Regions from separate parts of the Homo sapiens genome. Here regions 2, 3, 4 and 5 are each linked to region 1. Evidence: chromatin contacts called from ENCODE Hi-C or POLR2A ChIA-PET data. All regions are on one chromosome and are shown on one strand. The core of a region is the stretch at or near the end of the contact, and the rest is flanking DNA. Distances in the headings are between cores, read along the strand shown.

Evidence for each region. A loop is a pair of places that touch in the nucleus more often than their neighbours do. ChIA-PET counts read pairs that join two places held with the same protein, here RNA polymerase II (POLR2A). Pooled maps may share reads with other maps.
Region 2: a loop to region 1 is called in a map of CD8-positive, alpha-beta T cell, with 8 times the contacts of the local background. The contact joins the promoter of KDM4C here to the promoter of PUM3 in region 1. A Hi-C loop is called at or near these places in 2 of 168 maps with a recorded cell type or tissue (CD8-positive, alpha-beta T cell and naive thymus-derived CD4-positive, alpha-beta T cell) and 13 of 50 pooled maps. POLR2A ChIA-PET finds 5 or more read pairs at or near these places in 3 of 52 experiments (A673, CD4-positive, alpha-beta T cell and activated CD8-positive, alpha-beta memory T cell).
Region 3: a loop to region 1 is called in a map of CD4-positive, alpha-beta T cell, with 16 times the contacts of the local background. The contact joins the enhancer-like site here to the promoter of PUM3 in region 1. A Hi-C loop is called at or near these places in 2 of 168 maps with a recorded cell type or tissue (CD4-positive, alpha-beta T cell and naive thymus-derived CD4-positive, alpha-beta T cell) and 12 of 50 pooled maps.
Region 4: a map of CD8-positive, alpha-beta T cell shows a loop between it and region 1 (6-fold over the local background). The contact joins the promoter of UHRF2 here to the promoter of PUM3 in region 1. A Hi-C loop is called at or near these places in 2 of 168 maps with a recorded cell type or tissue (CD8-positive, alpha-beta T cell and naive thymus-derived CD4-positive, alpha-beta T cell), 1 of 37 single-sample maps with no recorded cell type and 14 of 50 pooled maps. POLR2A ChIA-PET finds 5 or more read pairs at or near these places in 1 of 52 experiments (CD4-positive, alpha-beta T cell).
Region 5: a loop to region 1 is called in a map of naive thymus-derived CD4-positive, alpha-beta T cell, with 5 times the contacts of the local background. The contact joins the enhancer-like site here to the promoter of PUM3 in region 1. A Hi-C loop is called at or near these places in 1 of 168 maps with a recorded cell type or tissue (naive thymus-derived CD4-positive, alpha-beta T cell) and 3 of 50 pooled maps. POLR2A ChIA-PET finds 5 or more read pairs at or near these places in 1 of 52 experiments (PC-9).

Annotation. Positions count from the first base shown.
Region 1 is chr9:2,842,826-2,845,369 of GRCh38, reverse strand. It overlaps PUM3 (pumilio RNA binding family member 3), which reads left to right and starts at 1,275. Exons shown (of 18, transcript NM_014878.5): 1 at 1,275-1,325. RefSeq lists enhancers at 944-1,183, 1,007-1,301, 1,685-2,246.
Region 2 is chr9:6,756,708-6,759,251 of GRCh38, reverse strand. It overlaps KDM4C (lysine demethylase 4C), which reads right to left and starts at 1,279. Exons shown (of 22, transcript NM_015061.6): 1 at 1,049-1,279. RefSeq lists enhancers at 1-185, 1,386-1,745, 2,477-2,544 and silencers at 846-1,015, 1,106-1,345.
Region 3 is chr9:6,680,409-6,682,952 of GRCh38, reverse strand. No RefSeq gene overlaps it. Among named protein-coding and RNA genes, the nearest start is that of LINC02851, 23 kb to the left of the region's middle. RefSeq lists enhancers at 1,055-1,174, 1,245-1,534, 1,000-1,748, 1,655-2,034. Within about 2 kb of position 1,277, at least 41 of the 41 ENCODE cell types and tissues checked have a DNase peak (open chromatin) inside an H3K27ac peak, as active enhancers do; they include CD4-positive, alpha-beta T cell, where a contact is called at or near this core.
Region 4 is chr9:6,411,929-6,414,472 of GRCh38, reverse strand. UHRF2 (ubiquitin like with PHD and ring finger domains 2) reads right to left here and starts at 1,274. Exons shown (of 16, transcript NM_152896.3): 1 at 830-1,274. The coding sequence starts at 982. RefSeq lists silencers at 457-886, 957-1,136, 1,417-1,556.
Region 5 is chr9:5,850,373-5,852,916 of GRCh38, reverse strand. It overlaps a transcript of ERMP1 not described here. Among named protein-coding and RNA genes, the nearest start is that of ERMP1, 19 kb to the right of the region's middle. Within about 2 kb of position 1,261, at least 5 of the 41 ENCODE cell types and tissues checked have a DNase peak (open chromatin) inside an H3K27ac peak, as active enhancers do; they include PC-9, where a contact is called at or near this core.

The DNA.
Region 1 (2,544 bases), core at 26-2,525:
AGATAAGTGCCTGGAAAGTAATGATGGCCCCTGTCATCAAGAAGCATACAGTCTACTAAATTACCAGTTTCAACTCTAACTCCTTAGTGGCCAGAAAACGGAGTAAGTTGGAAGACAGTAAAATCTGAAGTCTGGCACCAGGGATCAAGTGCCAGTTCCTCAACTTTACAGATGCAGTGGGTTGAATAGTCTCCAAAAGATATGTCTATGTCCTAACTCCCAGGACATGTGAAAGTGACCTTATTTGGGAAAAGGGCCTTTGCAGATGTGATTAAGGACCTCCAGATGAGATGATCTTGGATTATCCCCGTGGACTCTAAATTCAATGTTCAGTGTCCTAAAAACACACAGAGAAGTGGCACAGGCACAGGAGAAGGCCATTAGAAGACAGGCCGAGATTGGAGTCATGCAACAAGAGGCCACGGACCGCCTGGAACCGTTAGAAGCTGAAGAAGCAAAGCATTCTCCCCTAGAGCCTTCAAAAGGTGCAGGGCTCTGCCAACAGCTTGATTTTGGAATTCTTGCCTCTAGAACAGTTAAAGAATAAAATTCTGTTGCTTGACACGAGCAAGTTTGTGGTGTCAGTTTCTTCATCTGGAAAATGGGGCATATATCCTAACCACAATCTTATTTCCTGAAGTATAAAATGGAATAACAGCAGTTTCCAGGCACGAGCAGACACTAAAAATGGCAAACATTTATTGAGAGCGTTCCATGCTAAGCGCTTTGCACGTATCACTTAATTATTTCTATTTTATTGATCAGGAAGCCAAAGCTCATAAAAACTGTAATTTTCCCAGAGCCACACAGCTAGCAAGTGAAAAAAACGGGATTACAATTCAAATCGACTCACAAGATACCCCTTTTATCCTCCACGCTGGACTGCTGAGGAAGTATGCAAATTAACACACTTTAGAAACTTTAGCTACTTCAATATTTGTTCAGGCTACGGGATGCAGGCCTCTTATTAACCGCGCCAGCCAGGTCTGTCCTTCAGCAGCCTGTTCTGCCTCGCAAGAGCTCTCCCTCTCTTTCCAGCACGGAAGCCACAGGGTTAATGACGTCATTTCCCGTGGCCGTTGTCGCGTCCTCCGCCCGACGGATTCTTGCAAGGGCCAAAATCCTCGCGCCTCAAGAGGAGGCATAACAGCAGCGGACCAATAGAAATTCCGAATTTTTGTATTCTCTGGGAAGCTCCACCTCTTAGTCCCTGATCCGCCGCGGAAGATGAAAAAAAGCGGCCCGGGGGCGGAGCAAGGCAAGGAAGCGGAAGCGGAGAGGCGGTCGGGATCCGCTGCGCGAGCTGTCTCGGTCCCACGTGTGCGGTGAGTGTGGCAGGCTCAGCGGTCGCTCTTGGGAGGGGTTCGCACCCTGCCGGGCGCTGGAAGTCGGGAAGGTCTCTCGGGGCTGTTGTCCACTGGGCAGTCTCCTCTGGCCTCTTTCTGGGCTAGGAGTTTGGGACTGACTGGAGCCTGGCAAGAAGGGCGGGACTGGCCGGGCGCGGTGGCTCACGCCTGTAATCCCAGCACTTTGGGAGGCCGAGGCGGGCGGATCACAAGGTCAGGAGATCGAGACCATCCTGGCTAACACGGTGAAACCCCGTCTCTACTAAAACTACAAAAAATTAGCCGGGCATGGTGGCGGGCGCCTGTGGTCCCAGCTACTTGGGAGGCTGAGGCAGGAGAATGGCGTGAACCCGGGAGGCGGAGCTTGCAGTGAGCCAAGATCGTGCCACTACACTCCAGCCTGGGAGACAGAGCAAGACTCCGTCTCAAAAAAAAAAAAAAAAAAAAAAAGAAGGGCGGGACTCCGACCTCTCTCCCACCACGTTGCCCTGCGTGCCGGGTTAGAGTGGACTAGCTTCACTCCGGAATCCCAGCCCGTGCTCGGCCTGATCAGCCTGTCTGTGCTACTTCACAAACCCCAACTCCAGTGCTAGGCGGTTTGCCTGAATGTACGCAGATTCTAAGTGCTGGGAGGAAACGAACTGGATGCTGAGTTGGCAGATAGTGGAGTCTGAAGAAGTGATCTTTAAACGGAGATTTGGAAGCTCAGGGAGTACTTCAAGCAGAGGCGATAATGGGCTAAGTTCCTGAGATGGGAGCTAGGAAGGAGTATAGTTAGAGTACAAGATAAAGTTAGCCGGATAGAGTGGAACTAGGTTCTGTAGGGCCTTGAAGGTCATGATGGGGAATTTTTTTTTCTGTACAATAGGAAAACATTTCCGTTCCTATTACCATGTGTAGAAAACATTGAAGACTTGTAAGCAAGTGAGAATCATGAATAGGCCCTGGTTCTCTTTAGAAAATGTATTACATTTGGAAGCTCAAGAGATTGTATTGGTAATAGTTTGCATTAGGGTGGTGACGTAAGGGACATTTAAGAGAACTAACTTATGGTTCAGCGTGGCAGAGTAGAGAGGAAAATGTCAAGGGTAACTCAGATTTCTTACTTGAGCAGTAAAGTAGATGATGTGCCATTGGCTGAGATGGAGGACGATAGGGCAGGGAAAAATAGTATATTGTTGTTTGTGGGGCAAACAAC
Region 2 (2,544 bases), core at 30-2,529, 3.9 Mb before region 1:
AAAATAGGGCAGAGTTTAGTGTGAACCTAAGTGGCCGGAACCTACTAGTAACTTTCACCAGGATAAAAGTGACTCTGCTTTTCTAACCTACATTTCCGAACAGTGCTTTATAAATCACCTCTCGGGGTTAGTTTATCAAGCGCAAAAAAAAGTTTACCTTGTCTCTTCCGGAAGAAGGAACCTGACAAAACCCCTCCCGGTAGTATTGCCCACAATCAGAGCCAGCCAGCGCAGGCTTGCACCGCGCAGCAAAGGGGGAGCCCAGCATCAAGTCCACGCGGAAAGCATCTGAATCCCGGCTGCTGGCTTTACTGGCGGAGCACAGAGGAAAACCCCAAGCTCCTGCCTACAGCCCCGGCCTGTCTGGCTCCCTCCTCCACGTCCCCACTCCACGCCACGTTCTGTGCCTGGCAGTCCACGCGCCCTAATCCAACTCGCATTTATTTAAGCACCCGCCGTCTACACCGCATCATGGTTCCTCCAGGCACTGCAGGAAGAAATGGCCCCATGCCGGGGGAAAGAAACACCAAAAGGACAGCCGCGAGGGCTGAAGACGACCCCGAATGACGGGATGACTGCCTGCAACGGGTGGTCAGGAGAGGAGCTCCCACCCTCACCCCGCGGGTCGTGACACTCCCAGGGAAGGGAGGGCCCCGAGGGGTGCACCAGGCCCGGCCTTCCTGGAGTCCGCCACAGCCGACTGGCGGCGTTAAGAGGTCCGCATCCCAGGACCGCCCGAGCGCTCCTCTGCCCCAAGGAGGCGACCCCGACTCCGGATCCCGGGAAAACGGCGAGCGCGGGTACCGAACCTCGGTAAGGGCCGGAGCGGGCTGTCACCGGCCCCCGCATCCCTCCCCTGCGGCCGCGGCCGGCCGCTCCCTCCCCAGCTTGACAGTCGCTGCAGTCACGGACGGAGCGTCTCTGCCCCAGCGTCGCCGCTCGCCCGGACGCCCGCACCCCCGTGCCCCACGCGGAGGGGGGCAGTGCCGGGAAGACCTCTCCGGACCCTCCCCCCGCCCTGGCCCCCAGACTCCGGAAAAGCGGTTACCTGGCGCGCGGGTTGGGGCGAGAGCACGACTCGGTGGAGGAGGAAGAGAAGACAGTGGCCTCCGGCCCAGGGAGATTTGGGAAATTTGGGAGACTTGTTCCGCACTAGGTGACAGCTGTTCGCTGCGCACGCGCACAGGACCCCGGCCGCCCGATCACTGCGCCGCGCCTCACCCTCCCGTCGAGGGGGTGGGTGGGAGGCAGCGGCGAAGGCGCGCGCACCGCCGGCTCTCCCTGCGCGAGGGCGCGCGCGCCGTCACGTGACCGCTGGGGCCCGCACTTGGTGAGTCACGTGGGCTTACAAACAGCTTAAAGGTGCCCGGCACGCTCTTGCTTTGGGCTCAACTTCCGCGCTGTGGTTAACTTAGGCTTGCTGGCGCGCATCTTCTTGTCCTTTGGACACAGGCATATCCCATTCTTTCCGGAGGGGAAAGATACTCGCGTAGAAGGAGAAAACAGGTGCACAGAACCTTGCCCGGAAGCGCTGGCTGGGGTCCCGCAGGGCTGGACCTGATGTAGTCCACGCGCCACACGTCCTCCTGGGCGCCGACGCGCACCTATGGCGGCCTCCGACGCGCGGACGTCAGCGTGGCGTTACCGGGGTGGAGCCTCGGAATGTACTGGAGAGCCTGGCGAGAAAGTCGGGGCTCGCAGCTCTCCGGCGATGACAGCGCTGTGTTCCCGTTCTCCCTTCACCCGGTGGCCGGGACCACTGAGCCTCCTTCCCACAATGGGAGATCCCGAATAGGCGAAGAGTATCTTCGTGTCCCAACCCTTTAACAACTACCGCGCAGGAGCGTGTCAGCCTCTGGAAGCAAAACTGTCCGGTGTTGAGTCACCTACACCCAGCACGTCCCGCCCCGACCCGCCCAAGTGTGCTCTTAAGATAGGGAGGCACAAAGGTGACCCCAATAGGAATCCTGGGCTGGCGGTCCCTCAGAAACTAGAGTTGATAACAGTTTGGCCAGAACTGAAGTGACTAGAAATGCAGGTGCCTCCAGCGTCTGAGACTAGATAAGTTAACTTCCTACAACTTGTTGCTTTTCCTCTGTAACTCCGCCTTCCGAGGTGTCAGAAGGAACCAACCAGACCTTAAGCCCCTGTACTGCCAAAGACAGATGGTTGAGCATCAGATGTTTTGCAAAGCTGAATGATTTTTTTTTTAAACTTCCTACAGAGCTCCCAGCTGGGTCCCTTGTGGCGTTTTCTCTAACGTCTTAGCTAAGAAAGATTGGGCATATCTTCACACCAGTGAGCAAAGTTGGGCTAATATGCTGAATTTTCTGTTACATTATACTGATAACAGAATTTTAAAAATATATCGACACCGCTTACCACGCGCTTGAACTCGTTTCTCACTGGGGTGAACATTGTGAGGACAGATGGAATGTGATTAATTGAGCTAAGGCTAACGGGATTATTGGGTCACCATATTTCTTTAGTTGTTAAAAACAAAGTTCCGCTACACACACAGACACACTCTTTTTTGAGACGGAG
Region 3 (2,544 bases), core at 28-2,527, 3.8 Mb before region 1:
TCCAGCCTGGGCAACAGAGCGAGACTCCGTCTCAAAAAAAAAAAAAAAAAGATTTTGAAGCATATGTTTCAACAGAGCAGATGGAGAAAGTTACGTCAAACGTCTTGAGAGGAGGACATGGAATGCCAAACACAAGGATCTAAAAACGGTAGTGGTGCTTTAATCCCACTGCCTTGGGACAGTGACGGAAATCAGGGACAAGAAGAAATACATTTCTTGAATTGGGCAGCTGAAAACCTAAAAAAATCGCTATCAAGTCCATTTATTTGTGTGTGTACATTTATTTATTTGTATTATTATTATTATTTGAGATGGAGTTTCGCTCTTGTTGCCCAGGCTGGAGTGCAGTGGCTCATCTCGACTCACTGTAAGCTCCGTCTCCCGGGTTCAAGCGATTCTCCTGCCTCAGCCTCCTGAATAGCTGGGATTACAGGCACGCACCACCACGCCCAACTAATTTTGTATTTTTAGTAGAGATGGGGTTTCTCCATGTTGGTCAGGCTGGTCTCGAACTCCCAATCTCAGGCGATCCGCCCACCTTGGCCTCCGAAAGTGCTCGGTTTACAGGCATGAGCCACTGCGCCCTGCCTGCATTATTATTTTTTAATGAGACGGGGGTCTCACTATGTTGCCCAGGCTGGTCAGTAACTCCTGAGCTCAAGCAATCCTCCTGCCTCGGCCTCCCAAAGTGCCATTTATATTTTATATACTCTAAAGGACCATGGGGCAGATACAGCACAGGCGGAAAGTCAGCTTTGAGTTAAGCCTGTTGGAGATGTAACAATACCAGGCAGAAACCCAGAAAGATGGGGCGTAGGGCTGGGTGCAGTGGCTCCCGCCTGTAAGCCCAGCACTTTGGAAGGCCAAGGCAGGCGGATCACTTGAGACCAGGAGTTGAGACCAGCCTGGGCAACATGGCGAAACCCCGTCTCTACCAAAAATATAAAATTAGCAGGGCGCTCACCTGGAGTCCCAGCTACTCAGGAGGCTGAAGTGGGAGGATCGCTTGAGCCCGGGAGGCGGAGCTTACGGTGGGCCGAGATCGCGCCGCTGCACTCCAGCCTGGGTGATAGAATGAGCCCCTGTCTCAAAGAAAAAAAGAAGGAAAAAAAAAAAAAAGAAATGGAAGCAGTGTAGGACCGAAGACGTCTGGGACGGAAGCTCACCCCCAGGAAGGCCTAGGGAGAGAGGCACCGGCGACGTGTCTGCACCACGCGTCACCGGCACGCGCGGTCCACACTCCAGCGCCGGGTCTCGCGAGAGCCCCAAGCGCGGAACCGAATCTGCAGGCGCGCCACTCTTTGCCTGCGGCACCCTTCCTCCAGTTCTCAGGGTGATGGTCGCGATAGTTGCACCAGCACATGAGGGCGAAAACCTCTTGTGCTGCCTCCCCGTGACTGCCAGTTCCCGGACCACGTTCTCCCCAAGAGCCCAAGAAGGGCAGACAGCCAGGCGCGCTTGGCTGGTCTCGGGAGGAGGAAGTGGCGGAAGTGGGATTTGGGAAACAATCCTGGAGTCGGTGTGCTACGCATGCGCCGAGGGAAGCGGCCAGGCGGGTGGAGGCGGTGACCGCGCGGAGGCACCGGCGGCCCAGAGGCTTATAGTCTCGCGCGCACAGCAGCGCGCTACGCGGCCATCACAGCACAGCCGATCCAGAGTCCAGTCACGTGACCCGCTCGTGGCAGTCCGTGTGGGGCACTGTAGTAGCATTTAGTGAGTCAGGCGAACCTAGCGGGCTGCCGCCCCAGATCAGTTTCTCCGTCAGATTCCATTTCTCCAGCGGCACCTGAACCGGCGCGGTCCTCTGCGTCTTCTTGCTCCCTGGGGATGGGGCCCGGAGCCCCCTTCTTCATAGAAGGGAAAGAGATTTGAGCAGGTGGAAGGAACAGGTGCCCAGGACGCTGTCCCGACGCCCACACGATGCGCTGAGACCTGAGCTTACCCTCGCGTGTCCCATCGTGCGGTGGTTCTGTCGCGGCCCTATGGGGAGGGACTCTGTCAGACGGGGACGTCACGAGGCGGCCTTGCCGGGCAGGGTATTGGGGGTACCGGCTCCATAGTTTAACTCCGCCTAGTAGTGACCGCGTCTTTTTGCGGTTTTCCTCAGTCCTGTGGCCGGAGACCTCTGCAGTCTCCCTCCCGCAATGGAGACGTCCTAGGAGGTCTTCTGTTTCCATGTTTAGGGAAATGGGAAACCTACATAGTTTAGTAACAAATTGAAAGAGTAGTCCAAAGTCTTCCAACAAAGAAGACTGCAAGCCACCATGGCTTCCCTGGCAAATTGAACGATATATAAGAGGAAAACATAATTCCAGTCTTTAATAGTTCCAGAATAAAAGGGGGAAGGAAGATGAAAGCGGGTAACACTTTTAAACTTTTTAATGGCCTAGCATAACCCTGATAGGAAAACCTGACGAGAACAGCGAATGGAAGGAAAAGTGTATGCAAGTTTTGCTCATGAGTCTAGACGGGAAACTCTGTAAGCAAAATATTAGCAAAATCTAGTATTATGTGAAAGGAATAATACCATAGCCAAGTTATGTG
Region 4 (2,544 bases), core at 25-2,524, 3.6 Mb before region 1:
ACAGACAGCCTTCAAGTATGCACCGCTGGCTATGCTGCAGTGCTATGCTTAAAGCGTGAACGACATGAGTATTAGAAGGCGAGAAGTAAGAAAAGCAAACAGTCTTACACTCCTTTTCACTTCGGGAATAAAACTCTTGGCTTATATAGGGCATTCGTAAACCCGGCCCCCGGTTAAACCGACAGTTTCTTCATGCCCAGGTCTCTAACCTCCCTCGAGACATTCCAAACCTAGGAAAGGCGGCGAGGGAGAGGGACCAGAAGTTCTGGAAACCCTTCGAATCTTCAGTTTGCGCGAATCCTACCACAGTCAGGAAGCAGAGTTAGGGTTCTTATTCTTGAGAGCTCAATGCCCGAGTTTCCCCTGTTTGAGAGCCGAAGACGCGGAAGAGCCGCGGAAGCCAGGCGAACGCTCAGCCGGGTTAGCCAGCTCTCCGGGTCTCCCGCGCGGTGGCATGGCCGCCAGAGCCCTCTGCCCTCCCCGCCCTCTGGGGGCCCCAGGCCCCGCCGAGCGCGGGAAGCGAGGGACCTGGGCACCCAGTGCCTACGGCCGCTGTCCTACCAAATACAAACGGCGAGATATTTGCGCTCCGGACGCCCTCACTTCTGACCCCGCGCGGCGCACCTCCAGTTGGGGCTGGCAGGGACCCACTCCCCACCATTCGGCGGGACTGGGCCCCGCACCCCGCGCCTCGCGGGGGCTGCCCACCCGCAGCGGAGCCAGGTGAGCCCTGCGCGCGCGGCGCACAGAGCCCTCGGACCGGTGCGTCCAGAGGAGCCCAGCTGTTCCGGCCCCCAGCCTCGCTAGGGGCGCGGCGGGCGCGCCTCACCTGCTTGCCCCGGTAGAAGAGGCGCTGGCATTCGGGCCGCACGTCGAACAGCGCCCACACCCGCTCGCGCAGCTCCTCAATCGTGGCTTTGCGAGACACGTCCTCAATGGTGCACGTCTTGGAGCCATCAATGGTGCGAACCTGTATCCACATCTTGGCGCCTAGAGAGGAACCGGTCCCCTTTGTCTCCCCCTGAGCTCTGGGCGCCGCGCCCCGCCCGGCCCGCGCCGCTTTCCCTGCGGCTCGGGCCCTCAGCGGCAGGCGGGCGAGCGCGCCCACCGGACCGACCGGACGCCGGGCCCGACAGGCGGCGACGACTCTCAGCGCGCGCGCCCGACTAGCCGACTTGAGGAGAGACGACCGGAACCACTCTGAGGCGCTGCCGCAGACACCGCCTCAAAGATAGGAAGAGGCCATGTCTGCGCCGCGCAGAGTGTTTACTTATAGAGCTGGAGCTCCCACATGGAGGTCACGGCGCCAAGCCGGATCTCGCGAGATCCACGCCGGGCTCCGCCTTAAAGAGGAAGCGGCCCGGGAGAGGGTTACAGACCCGAGGGAACGAAAATGGGCAGGCGCGGAGAGGGCGGGTCGGAGGGGCGGGGCTACCAAAAGCCGTTACTTGCCCCACCGCCTGCACCTGGCCACTGGGCACGCCCTCTAGCCTTTGGGTTTCGGAAGATTGCGCGGCTACCACATCGGTTGCCGTTTTGAGGCCTCGTTTCAGAGCTGAGGGGGCGGGTGCCTCCTCAGGCTTAGCGGATATGGTTCTTTGGTCTCAAAAACACACCAAAAATAAGAAACCCTGGCGTGCACTTGTATAATCCTGGAAAGGGGGCGCGGGTGGGTGCGGCCTAAACTTCCGAGAAAGAACTGAAGGAAATGTGTGCGCTCCACCGCGCTCAACAGGAAAGCTCCCGCCACGCGGCCTGGCGGGTCGGGTCGCCCGGGAAAGGCCCCGGGGGCCCTCCTGCTTCGCGAACACGTTTCCCGCCTGGCCGCAATGCTACTTTCGCGCGGAAACCCACTTCCGAGGGTTTCCCGTCGCCTGGCGGAGGCGGCAGCTCCAGGCCTATCCTCAGGCCGCGGGTCCCGCTGGGATCGCCCTCTCTGGCTTGCAGCGCTCCCAGCCGGCCCTCCGGCCTTGGAGAAGTCGGGGCAGCTGCCCGAAAGGCCGCTCTCTAACTCCGGACATTTCCGTTCGTAGACTTTCCGCGTTAGGGGTGCCTTTGGCCTAAGGGATTGCGGGTTTGCGGGAAACAGTTTTAAATAATGCAGAGCTACGCGCCTCCGAAGAAAGAACTCCAAAGACCCTACTAGGATTAAACCCTCAGAAGTGGGCCCAACGCAGCACTACCTAACAGGGCTTCCCCCACCCCCCACCCCGCCTTCTTAATCCTTCCCTGCTACAGCTGGGGAGTCGGGGTGGGGGTGAGTGGGTTTATTTTATTTTATTTATTATGTATGTATGTATGTATGTATGTATGTATTTAGAGACGGAATCTCTCTCTGTCGCCCAGGCTGGAGTGCAGTGGCGCGATCTCGGCTCACTGCAAGCTCCGCCTCCCGGGTTCACGCCATTCTCCTGCCTCAGCCTCCCTGGGGTAGCTGGGACTACAGGCGCCCGCCACCGCGCCCGGCTAATAGTCTCGATCTCCTGACCTCGTGATCCACCCGCCTCGGCCTTCCAAAGTGCTGGGATTACAGGCGTGAGCCAC
Region 5 (2,544 bases), core at 12-2,511, 3.0 Mb before region 1:
CTCCCCTGTAGTGAAAAGAACTAACAGGTGAGATGACCCTGTAGTCAGGAAAGGATTTTTATCTCATTTACAAAAACATGTTTCAGTGTGATGAATTGAATCCTATCAGTTGCTGTTATTAATTTTTCTATATCTTCCCTGATTTCAAAAAGCATGTTTGAGGCAGCTTATTAAAATACATACAAGGTTAAAAAAATAGATAGCTATCCTTAGGATTTGCAAGGTGTTCACTTAAAACATTCTTTTTTTTTTTTTTTAATGAACATTCTCATAAAACATTCTTAAAATGGTTGGCTTCTTTGCTGATATGGCAGTAACCAAAGATTCCAGTATTTGAGCACATAAAAAATTCTGCTGCTATGGTGGGGTACAGTGGTTCACACCTGTAATCCCAGCACTTTCAAAGGCTGAGGCAGCTGGATTACTTGAGCCCAGGAGTTCGAGACCAGCCTGGGCAACATGGCAAAAGACCATCTCTACAAAATATACAAAAATTAGCTGGTGGCAATGCCTGTAGTCCCAGCTATGAGGGAGGCTGAGGAGGGAGGTCACCTGAGCGTGGGAAGGTCAAGGCTGCAGTGAGCCTTGATCATGCCATTTCACTCCAGCTACATGACAGAATGAGACGCTGTCTGGAAAAAAAAAACAAAAAAACAAAAAAAAACACTCTGCTGCTTACCTGTGCCAGAAATAACAACATCTAAAGTGAATACTTAAGAAAAACTTAATGACTGCTTGATTACCCTTAAGATTCTGCATTCTTTATAATGTTCTTTGCATTTCAAAAGCAGCCTATTTATTGCAGAAATTTACTTAACCTTTTGCTTTACTTGAGCATGTATGTATGTTGCTTAGATAAAAGTAATGACATAAACGTCTATATAATCTTAGATTTCATTTTTACTTTGAAATGGGAGCTTTTTTATTTATAAGGTCATGAAAAACTAAGTGTTTTTATTAAGAAATGAGATTTTTTAATGGCAGAAAAAATGACTTGTTGACTCATTATGAAATCAAAATCTCTCCAAGCTTTTAAAAAACTACTTCAAGCCATTCGTTAAGTAATATTCCTTTGTAAATCATCTTAGATTTAGTATTATAGTGTTTTCTCAATTTTTATGTGTGTTAAAATCAATTTTGTGGGGTGTATGTGTGTGAAGGGGAAAGGTGACTCACAGTCACAGTACCTAGTTTTGCAACTTTCAGGCCTTGGTTTTGTAGCTCCAGCTGCCACAGACTTAACAGCTAGACTGATTCTGAGTAAGAACAAAAGGGTTTGACCATAGAAGGAAGTTCCTTTAAGATCCTTGTGAAATGGTTATAATAAGCAGGTTGACTCTTGCCCCTTGGAGAGCACCACCCTGTGTAAGGCTGATATGATCACGAACCCTCCCTCGCCTCCTCCCACTTCTATATATTATCTGTGTGCATGTGTTTCTTCTCTCCATCTTTCTTGCATGCTCTTTTCTTTTTCTCTGTCTGACCCAAGAGAAAGAGAAATGTATTGATGAAAAGTCTTTAAATAGTGTAATTAATTCATTTATAGCATGTCAGAATAAATCAAAAAAGGACATTTCTCTGTAAAAAATAGGTAAACAGAAACAAATGAAAGAAAAGCTATGACAGGAAAATAAGGTATAGCAAATGTATGCCATAAGGTGCTGTATGACTGCTAAAGGTGTGCCTCAGATTTGGCTCTGAGCTTCCTAGTAGATAGAGAAAAGAGAAGAACAAATCAATTACAAGATGCACTATGTTCACAAATTGGAAACATCTTGGAGGCTTTGCTTGATACCAGCACAGCATAGAGATGTTGGGCCTAAAAGGGCTAACATCTTCAGATTTTGTTCTGAAGGGTCTAAAAGAGGGAACACAGTGTGAGATCTTTGGGAATAAGTCAAGGGAGGATGTCAGGGCATGGGCAGTTCCTGGATGGGGGATTGAATTGAGGGTGAGGTAACTGATCAAAGCTCTGGAGTTTTCAAAGGATGCAACCTTGTTCCTCATTCATTCTCTATTCTTCAGAGTCCTGCCCTACCTCCTCAGAGCTTGCAAGCTAGGACATGGCCAGAAGGCTAGGGTAGAATTACAGGGTGGCTGCCCTTTCAGGTATAGCATTTGGTACCACTGTTCACAATGGCCATGGGTTTCCAACTCTGACTGCACATTAGAATCATTTGAGCCATTTTCCAAAATTATACAATTGCCTGGCACCATCCAAATTAACTGAATACTGGGATTGGGCCCAGGATTTTTTGTTGTTGTTGTTTTTGGGTTTTTCTGATGCTTCATCTAGTTCTTATGTAGAGTGAGAGTAGAGAACCACTGACAGTGAGCATTTTCAGAGGTTTACGAACTTCACGGTATCTCAGAGTCACAGGAGGAACTTGTTAAACATTCAGTTTCCTCAGCCACATGCTCCCTCCCAATTCCCCCAACCACCCCAGAAGGCCAGGGAATTTTCTATTTCTTTTTTTCTTCTTCTTCTTTTTTTTTTTTTTTTTTTTTTTTGAGACGGAGTTTCATTCTCGTCGCCCAGGCTGG